Linked DNA regions of Homo sapiens: all the other regions are linked to region 2. A link is a contact called in ENCODE Hi-C or POLR2A ChIA-PET data. All regions are on one chromosome and are shown on one strand. Each heading gives the region's core, a stretch centred on a gene start or an enhancer-like site at or near the end of the contact. The rest is flanking DNA. Distances are from core to core; before and after follow the strand shown. Region 1 holds the start of PVRIG (PVR related immunoglobulin domain containing). Region 2 holds the start of AGFG2 (ArfGAP with FG repeats 2). Region 3 overlaps STAG3 (STAG3 cohesin complex component).

Region 1 (2,700 bases), core at 50-2,549, 320 kb after region 2:
CGAACTCCTAAGGGTCCTTCCATGGCCCTGGGCCCCCGAGGGTCAGGGAAAAGAGTGAGGCCGGGACCAGTGTGAGGAGGCCTCTCCCCTGCCTGAGCGTAGAGTCCATTCTCAACAGAGACAAAGCTGCCACGTGCAGGGATGGGTGTGGAGGCCCAGGCGGCAGGGCCCTGGGGCCGGTGTGCAGCGTGGGTGGGGAGTGACGCCCACCAGGACGGCCCCCCATGGGGGTGAGCTGTGTCCAAAGTAGCTGGGCGGCAGCTGGTGTTGATAGTGGCATAAGGGACGTGAAGAGCAGCCTGGGAGGCCTGGCTTGGTGCCTGCGCGGGGGAAGGAGGGTCAAGTGAGTCTGCACAGCTTGGGCCCAGCCCTGGCCCCCCTGCCCCTGCCCCTGTCACCTCATCCCCAAAGCAGGTCCCCTCCTCACCCATGCTCGTGCTCTCGGTGCCTGGGGGCTGGTGCGGGACGGCTGGAGCCTAGGGGCAGGGCTGGGAGAGAGCAAGGATGGTCAGAGCTCTGCAGGGCATGTGGCCATCCCAGTGTCAGGGGGACGTGGACAGGGACCAGGTCTCACCGGTGCTTATGTCGGCGCAGCAGATGAAGGAGGTAGACACAGCCAAAGAGGAGGACTCCTGAGACCCCCAAGATCCCGGCCAGGTCTGCCCGCAGAATGGGGGCAGGAGTCGGCGGGGCAGAGAGCCCTGGGCACGGAGACAAGAATCAGATGGGTGGCCAGTTCCCGAGCCCCTCCCTGCCCTCCTGGACCCCTCGCCCCGGCCCCACCTGGGTCTGAGCTGGGCGGGAGGCTCCCACAGGCCTCCCAGGAGCCCTCAGGGAAGGACGCAAACTTGCAGCAGAAGGTGGTGTTGGCGCAGGGGCTGCTGGCCCCAGAGCCTTCCAGGATGAGAGAGATGCTGCTCTGGGTTTCCCAGCGGGCCTGGCGAGCAGGGGCCCATTGCCGGATGCCACGTTCTGGGTGCAACACAGCCAGCGTGGTCCCCCCAGCACCGTTGGGGCCCCCCCAGCTCACAGTCACCAGGGAGATGGAGCCAGACCCCAGGAACCCACAACGGATGGTGAAGGACGAGAGCTCGGTGGCCTCCATCCGAACTTGAACCCACACCTCCGGGGTCCCTGTGGAACAGCAGCAAGGTCGGTGGGCTGTTGTCCTACATCACCCTCCCTGCAGCCCCTGCCCCTCTCTGGTGCCGGCACTCACCCGCAGTGACACACAAGGTCAGCAGCACCCAGGGCAGGACCAGGGTCCGGTGCCCCATGGCCCCCTCCAGTCCAGGTTCTGGGGGCTGCAGGGCCGGCACCTGTGCCTCTGTTCTCATCGCAGGAAGTCTTCATGTTGTCAGCAGCCAAACAGCCACTTCCTTCTCTCCTCTCACACCTTCCCCAGAGGTGGTGAGCACAAAGTGGCTGATTCCCTTCTTAAAGTGACAGTGAGGGCCTGCTCAGTCCCCAAGGCTGTGCTTCCAGGTAACAAGGCAGGGCGGCACAGGTGGGTGAGAACCCAGCCCTGGCTAGGCCTGGGGAGGCCAGGGGAGGGGCAGAGAAGCTGTCAGGGGCTAGAAGGACTCCCCTTCCCTGGACAGCAAGGGGTGCCGGGCTTCCCTAAGAAAGGGCTCTGTCCCGCCCCTCACCCAGCTAAGGAATCGGAGGAGAAAGCCCCTGGGAGTGGGAAGCCAGCAGGGAGGACCTGAGAGCCAGCCCAGCATGCATGACCCACTACCAATCTGATGTGGGTCCCACGCTTACACCTGCAATGCAGGCCTCCCCCACAACCCCCAGCCTGGCTCGCCCACTACCCACTCATACCTCCTGATCTACCCTGAACGCACCCCATACTGGGCTCTGCCCCAGGCGCTGTCTCCTCGTCATAGGTGATGGCAACTGGCTTCTGGCTGCTCGGGCCCAAAGCACAGCCACCAGTGCCTCTTCCCTTTCACTTCCAACGCACCAAGATTGTGTCAGCAAACAGCAGTCCTCTGCCCTAGCAGTGCAGAAGCCAGGAGTTGAACCCATGTCTCTCACCAGGTTAAGCTGCCTCGCTAAGTTTGGATGTGACCTCAGAAACAGAGGCTACTCCAGCAATACAAGATACTTTATTTTTCGGCTTCTACCTATGCCACCCAATCCCTTCACTGGGCCTAACTTAGTGAATCAAATTAAGTATATTTCCCTCCAAGTTGCCCCAGGATTCTGGGCTCCTTTGCACACTACAGGTTTTCTCTAAACGCCCTGGGTTTATCTATCCTTTGGTGAATTTTCAACTCTTCTTATTTCTCTGCCCTGTCCTGACCAAAAATCTTCAGTGCCTGTTTCTCTCTGCCATCCAAATCCCACACACATCTAGGGGTGAATCGGTGAATCTGCGCTGATGAGTGACACGTTTTGTGAATCCTTTCTAGGATCTCAGTATTTCATCCTATCCCGAGGGAAGGCTCTAAAGAGCTCAAGGAAGACCTCACGATGTCTATGTGTGAGAAGAAACCTTTCACCCCTTCACTATCACACCCCATCATCCAAGCACACACTCCTCTTTCATCCCATAAACCCCAGTCAGTGTCACCTGGAGTTATAAGGATGCGGTGACTTACCTAGTAACGGAAGACTCTCAGTAATCTGAAAAAGAAAAATCCCTTCACTTTATAACTGAGGAGATAACACCAACAAGTCACTTCCAGCAGAGCT
Region 2 (2,700 bases), core at 82-2,581:
CTATATAACCAGAAATCTAGGCTAGAATTGTGGCTGTAAATTCACTCTGGCATGACCGAACAGTACCAATGCCAAGAGTAGCACTCAGATGATGCACCAAAGCCCCCCCAAAATCTAGAGTTTCCTGGATGCTACCACCAGGATCCAGTCATGGCAACAGGGATCTTAAAGGTGTAAATGATTAACCTTCAGGATGGCTCACCTAGACGTGCAAACGTTTGAAAAAGCTAAGCTCTCTACCAGGGTAACCCATTGGCTCTCATCTCTTAGATTTCGTAAGAGTTTTACCTTCTGGGTAACATTTCAAAGCCCTGCTAAGATTAGTATCTACACCTGAACTCTGGACCATGGCTCCCTTCCAGCCACTATCTCTAGGCTGTCAATCGGGGTTAATTCGCTTTTTTTTTTTTTTTTAATCCTGTACTCTAATCATAGGAATTTCAACCAAGTTTCAGCTGGCTTCTGCATCTCACACTCCAGCAGGGACACAAGCCCGAAGGAAGAAAGGTGCCCGTCCATCTCCAGGCCGGCTTTCCCCACCTTTTTCCTTTTTGCTTTCCACCTGCATGAAGTTCCCTCTAAAGGTGCATGTCATTTTCTGGCCCTTTAAGTCCCGACACCCCATCCCACTCCGAGTTCCCTTCCATCCTCCGCACTTTCTCCCTCCCCACTTGCAGTTTGCCTCGACCCCCTCGGGGAGTTTCTCGGTCCCTCTCCGGGCGTCTTTCTGCACCCGTACCCTTCTCTCCGCAGAGCGACTCCGGCCTTGCTTCCTCTCCCCTGCCCTTTCCCCTCCCCACCACACCGCTGCAGCAGACGACCCCGTCCCCACAGCCGGCGCGTTCCCTGACCTCCCCTCCGCCCCTCACCTCGGCCCCCTTCCCTCGCGCCCCGGAGCCCCGGCCTCCCCACCCCGCCCCCGGGTCCCCCCACGCCGACCTCGGCCACTCCCTCCCGGTCACTCACAGGAGGCCGGAGCAGGTGGTGCACACGAAGCTGCCCACGGTGATATCCACGTAGGTGACCCCGCGCTGGGCGCACTCGAAGCAGTGGCGGTTCCCGGCCTGGCTGCAGCCACCCAGCTCCCGCACCCGACGGCACCACACCTCCGAGGCCGCCTCCGCCTCCGCCTTGCCCCCGCTGACCCCGCCGCCCGGGCCCGGGCCCTTCTTCGCCGCCATCACCATCGCTGCCCACTCCCTCCCCGCTAGTCAGCAATCACCCCTTCAACCACTGCCGCCTTCCCGCCTCCTCAGCCGCCTCCGCACGCCCGGCTCCCCTGACAGAAGCTCGGGAGCGGGCGGCATCCGCAGGAGACTTCGCCGTCCACCACCCTCCTTGCCCGTCCTGCACACTGATTGGCTAGGTTTCTCCCACCTCCTTACTCCGATTGGCCCTCCCTGGGACGGCCTCCGGTTGCTGGAGCCGCCAATGCCCCGCCCCACCGCCTTCAGGCCTCAGGCCTCTCCTATTGGCCGGCAGAGACCCCAGCAGCGAGAACCGTGCGTGCCCTCTCCTTGTCCCCGCCCCCTCTCGCCGCTGCCTCCACCGTGGCCCGCCTCCTAGTTCCGATTGGTGAGTCCTCGGCACTCGGGCTCCGACGCTAATTTTGATTGGCTGGCGGGGCTGCAAAGTTAGCGCGCGAGACAGAGGAGGTGCCCCGCGCGTGCGTAGCTGTCGTCCTCCCGACTGATGACGTTAATTCCCGGCAAATTTCAAAGGCTTACTCTAGACTGTGTAGAGTGTCATGCAAAGCCGAAGAGAAGTGGCCATGTGAGGGGCTGAGCAGGAGGGGGAAAGAAGAGAGCGCTTAAGGGAGAGAGGGAGAGGGAGCAAGAGTGCTTTACTAGACCAGTGCTCTAATTCCTGAGCCACAGAGCGAAGGGAGTGCTTTATAAATGTCATTTCATTCGCTCCGCCTATCCCAGAGGTGGAATCCCCATTTTACACCCTTAGGTTCAACAACTTGCGGCAGATCACACGAGTGCGTGGCCCAGGATTCCACTCTGGGTCTTCCAACTTTAGAAACCCTGCCTTTAACCCTCCTAGTAGGTGGACTATTATTCGATTATTCATTTAACAAACACTGAGTGTCTGCTAGGTTTCAGGCACGTTCTAGACACTGGGAATAGAATACAGCAGCGAAGCAATCAAACAAAATATTCTTATAGAGCTTAGTTTCTAGTAGGGGGAAGCAAACAATACACAAATTAAAGAATCACCAGTTAGTAATAAATCCTACGCAGAGAATTAAAATCACATCTTGGAAAAGACTTTTTGGGTACTTTTTTAATTTTTTAATTTAATTTTAATTTTTTGAGATGGAGTCTCACTCTGTTGCCCAGACTGGAGTGCAGTGGCACGATGTCAGCTCACTGCAACCTCTGCCTCCTGGGTTTAAGCAATTCTCATGCCTCAGTCTCCTGAGTAGCTGGGATTACAGGCGGCCACCACCACCCCCAGATAATTTTTGTATTTTTATTATTATGATTATTATTATTTGAGATGGAGTCTCGCTCTGTCGCCCAGGCTGGAGTGCAGTGGCACGATCTCGGCTCACTGCAAGCTTCGCCTTCTGGGTTCACGCCATTCTCCTGCCTCAGCCTCCCGAGTAGCTGGGACTACAGGCACCCGCCACCACGCCTGGCTAATTTTTTTGTATTTTCAGTGGAGACGGGGTTTCACCGTGTTAGCAAGGAT
Region 3 (2,700 bases), core at 10-2,509, 350 kb after region 2:
TTTTGATTGTGTGACTCACTGTACTTCAATATTCACTTTATTATGGTGGTCTGGAATTGAATCTGCAATATCTTTGAGGTATGATGCCCGTATATGTTTCTAACAATTTGGAAAACAAATTTTTAGTAAGTTGCAGTTTAATAGAAGTGGAACTAGCAAAAATGAGAAGAAAGGAATTAGATCAGTGGTTCTCAACTGAGGCTAATTTTGTTCCCCAGGGGAGATTTAGCAGTGTCTAAAGATTTTTTTGGCTGCCACAACTTGCTGGGGGAGCAGGGTACTACTGGTATCTATCTAGTAGATAAAGGCCAGAGATCTGCTAAACATCCTACCATGGCAGGACAGCCCCGCAACGTCCATAGTGCCATTATTGAAAAATCCTGGATCACATGAACAATAGACACCAAGGAAACAGAATTATAAGGAGAAAGGGAACATCCTTTAAGACAACAGGCCCCACCTCTTCAATTATGTAAGAACAACATATCATTTTCGACAGGACATACTTAAGTCTTTAGGGCTGAAGTACCTATATGTCCATATTTTACACTAAAATAGCAAAAATAGGTAAAGCAAATATGTAAAATATTTGGGAAAGGGAGACTGAGAAAAGGCTACTGGCTTTAGGAATTAGGAAGTCATTGGTTTAGAAAGAACAGTTTCAAAGAAAATGGGGAAATAAGCTAGGTAGCAAAAAGGATTCAGTTAGTTGGACATTAAGGAAGTAAGGAAATACTATCCTAAAAGGAAGGATGGAAAAAAGAGTAACTCACAAAGGAGCAGAGTGAAATAAAGATTCAAGAGCCTATATACATTTATAAGTGGAGAGAAGAAAATAGTGGGGAGGAAGAAATTTAGGATAAAATGGGGGAATTATAATGATAATTGATTAAGCAAGAGCCCAGAGAAGCCAAAAAAGAAAAAGAAAAGAAAAGATTCGCACTAGTGTACATAATTTAAAATCCGGGATAGATTAATATTCAAGCTTTTAAGATCAACCTGACAATGCAAAATAACAAAAGAGAATAAGGGAAGTGGAAAGTTTCCTTCTCTAGTGATTTAGAATGGAAGAGATCTTTTGTGAGGGCTAGAGAAACAGCCAAATGATATGGTCAGACATGGTGAGTCCTGCCAACCTCATAGGAGGGGTCTTAGACACTAACAGAGAGTGAGGAGAAAACACCAGTAGTGTTACTCTTATGACAGACCCAGCTGATTAAAGATTTCATCAGCGTAAAAGATTTTGCTATGGCTTATGCCCCCCAGTGGTCATCTTTAAGTTTAAAAGGAAACAAAACAAGTATCTACTATGAGCCAAGCGAGGCAATTTACTCATCTCATTTATTCTTCACAAAAAGGTGAGATTATTCCTTTTTTTAAAGAAAAGAAAACTGAAGAGAGGTTACATAAGGCTATGGAGCTAGTGACTAAATTCAACAGAATTTAAAGCGAGTTCACTGGGAGGCCTGTTTTCTTTCCATTCCTTGAAAATTTGGCCTCCCTTGTCAATGGTTGGCTTTTAGTACTCCTGCACTCACTTGCACACTGCACACTTGACAAGTAGGTCAAAACTTAATTCCCTGCATGACAGGCAGGTACAGCACTTAAACACTCCTAACAATGAGTGCTGACAAAAAAAAAAAAACTGAGCAAAAGTGGAATTAGAGAGAACTCTAAATTACACATTATTTGTTGAGCCCACAACCCAGAAACAAGATGAGCATGTAATGACCCCTTACAGGATGGGTCTATGAAACTATTGCCAGACTCCATTATTCATGATCTTGAAAGACTGCCCAGGGCCTGATAAGGGGGTCTGTGGCAGAAGTGGGTGCAAGTTGGGAAAAAGGGAAGGAAGAAGCAGGGAACACTCCTCACCTCTTTGCGTTTCTCCAACAGGCTCTCCAGCCGCTCAGGTGCCCTCTGCCCTGGCCCCTTGTTTCTTTCAGCCTCATACTGACGCTGATTGTTATCTTGGTGCACACTCAGTTGGAGGGCAACTTTTACCAGGGAGGTCATCAGTTTCATAGCTTTGAGAAAGGAAAAAGAGATAAAGAAATCATTACTGAGGTCAGAGGAGAGAGGATGAGTAGAAGGAAAAAATAGAAGGAAAGAAGGGCAATGAAAATGAGACGTCAGAGCAGGATGACCCTAAAATCCTAAGACGGCCTGTCCTGGAGTGGACTGTTTCCCTCGAACCCTTGTGGTCTTCTTTTAACCATCAGCATACCCCTAGTGGTGAGCTCTGACAAAAATATTAAACCTGGAAATTGTTGCTGTGATCTACCCCTTCTCAAAACTCCACTAGTGAGAAACTGGATTGAAGTTTAGGATAAAAGAGGCATGGCCTTGAAGTGAAGAGCCAAGATGCAGGTAGGAAAGAAGATCCTGAATCAGAGAACAGAGGAAAGTCCTATAAATCCCCAGGAGAATGTCCAGAGTAAAAATGAATGCTCACCAGCCAGGGTGCTAGTGTGACGGAAGGCGCGGACTTGTGAGTCTGAGAGGCCAGTGAGCAGGGAGATGAGGTCGTCCATAGGGAAGCCATCATAGAGGAGGCTGTACTGGCACTGACAGACCAATGTCCTCACAAATTCACAGAAGCTGCCCTGGAACTTCTTCCAGGATGGACCTGGAGCTATGAGAGGGTAGTCCCCCGAGTCCTACAAAAGGATGTATGAAAAGGATGGGAAAGTTATT

What was found. Hi-C counts contacts between places; a loop is a spot of excess contacts on that map. ChIA-PET counts read pairs that join two places held with the same protein, here RNA polymerase II (POLR2A). Pooled maps may share reads with other maps.
Region 1: a pooled map shows a loop between it and region 2 (7-fold over the local background). The contact joins the promoter of PVRIG here to the promoter of AGFG2 in region 2. A Hi-C loop is called at or near these places in 2 of 37 single-sample maps with no recorded cell type and 7 of 50 pooled maps. POLR2A ChIA-PET finds 5 or more read pairs at or near these places in 1 of 52 experiments (B cell).
Region 3: a loop to region 2 is called in a map with no recorded cell type, with 2.1 times the contacts of the local background. The contact joins the enhancer-like site here to the promoter of AGFG2 in region 2. A Hi-C loop is called at or near these places in 3 of 37 single-sample maps with no recorded cell type and 3 of 50 pooled maps. POLR2A ChIA-PET finds 5 or more read pairs at or near these places in 1 of 52 experiments (WTC11).

The regions. Positions count from the first base shown.
Region 1 is chr7:100,218,548-100,221,247 of GRCh38, reverse strand. It overlaps PVRIG (PVR related immunoglobulin domain containing), which reads right to left and starts at 1,299. Exons shown (of 5, transcript NM_001397246.1): 1 at 1,220-1,299; 2 at 784-1,134; 3 at 575-701; 4 at 428-488; 5 at 1-320. The coding sequence starts at 1,277. It also overlaps a transcript of STAG3 not described here and the pseudogene CASTOR3P. RefSeq lists a silencer at 180-229 and enhancers at 1,150-1,219, 1,280-1,409.
Region 2 is chr7:100,537,834-100,540,533 of GRCh38, reverse strand. AGFG2 (ArfGAP with FG repeats 2) reads right to left here and starts at 1,331. Exons shown (of 12, transcript NM_006076.5): 1 at 967-1,331. The coding sequence starts at 1,187. RefSeq lists silencers at 971-1,270, 1,321-1,600 and an enhancer at 1,480-1,981.
Region 3 is chr7:100,188,775-100,191,474 of GRCh38, reverse strand. It overlaps STAG3 (STAG3 cohesin complex component), which reads right to left. Exons shown (of 34, transcript NM_001282717.2): 7 at 2,459-2,663; 8 at 1,879-2,030. Among named protein-coding and RNA genes, the nearest start is that of STAG3, 12 kb to the right of the region's middle. RefSeq lists an enhancer at 1,106-1,265. Within about 2 kb of position 1,259, at least 2 of the 41 ENCODE cell types and tissues checked have a DNase peak (open chromatin) inside an H3K27ac peak, as active enhancers do.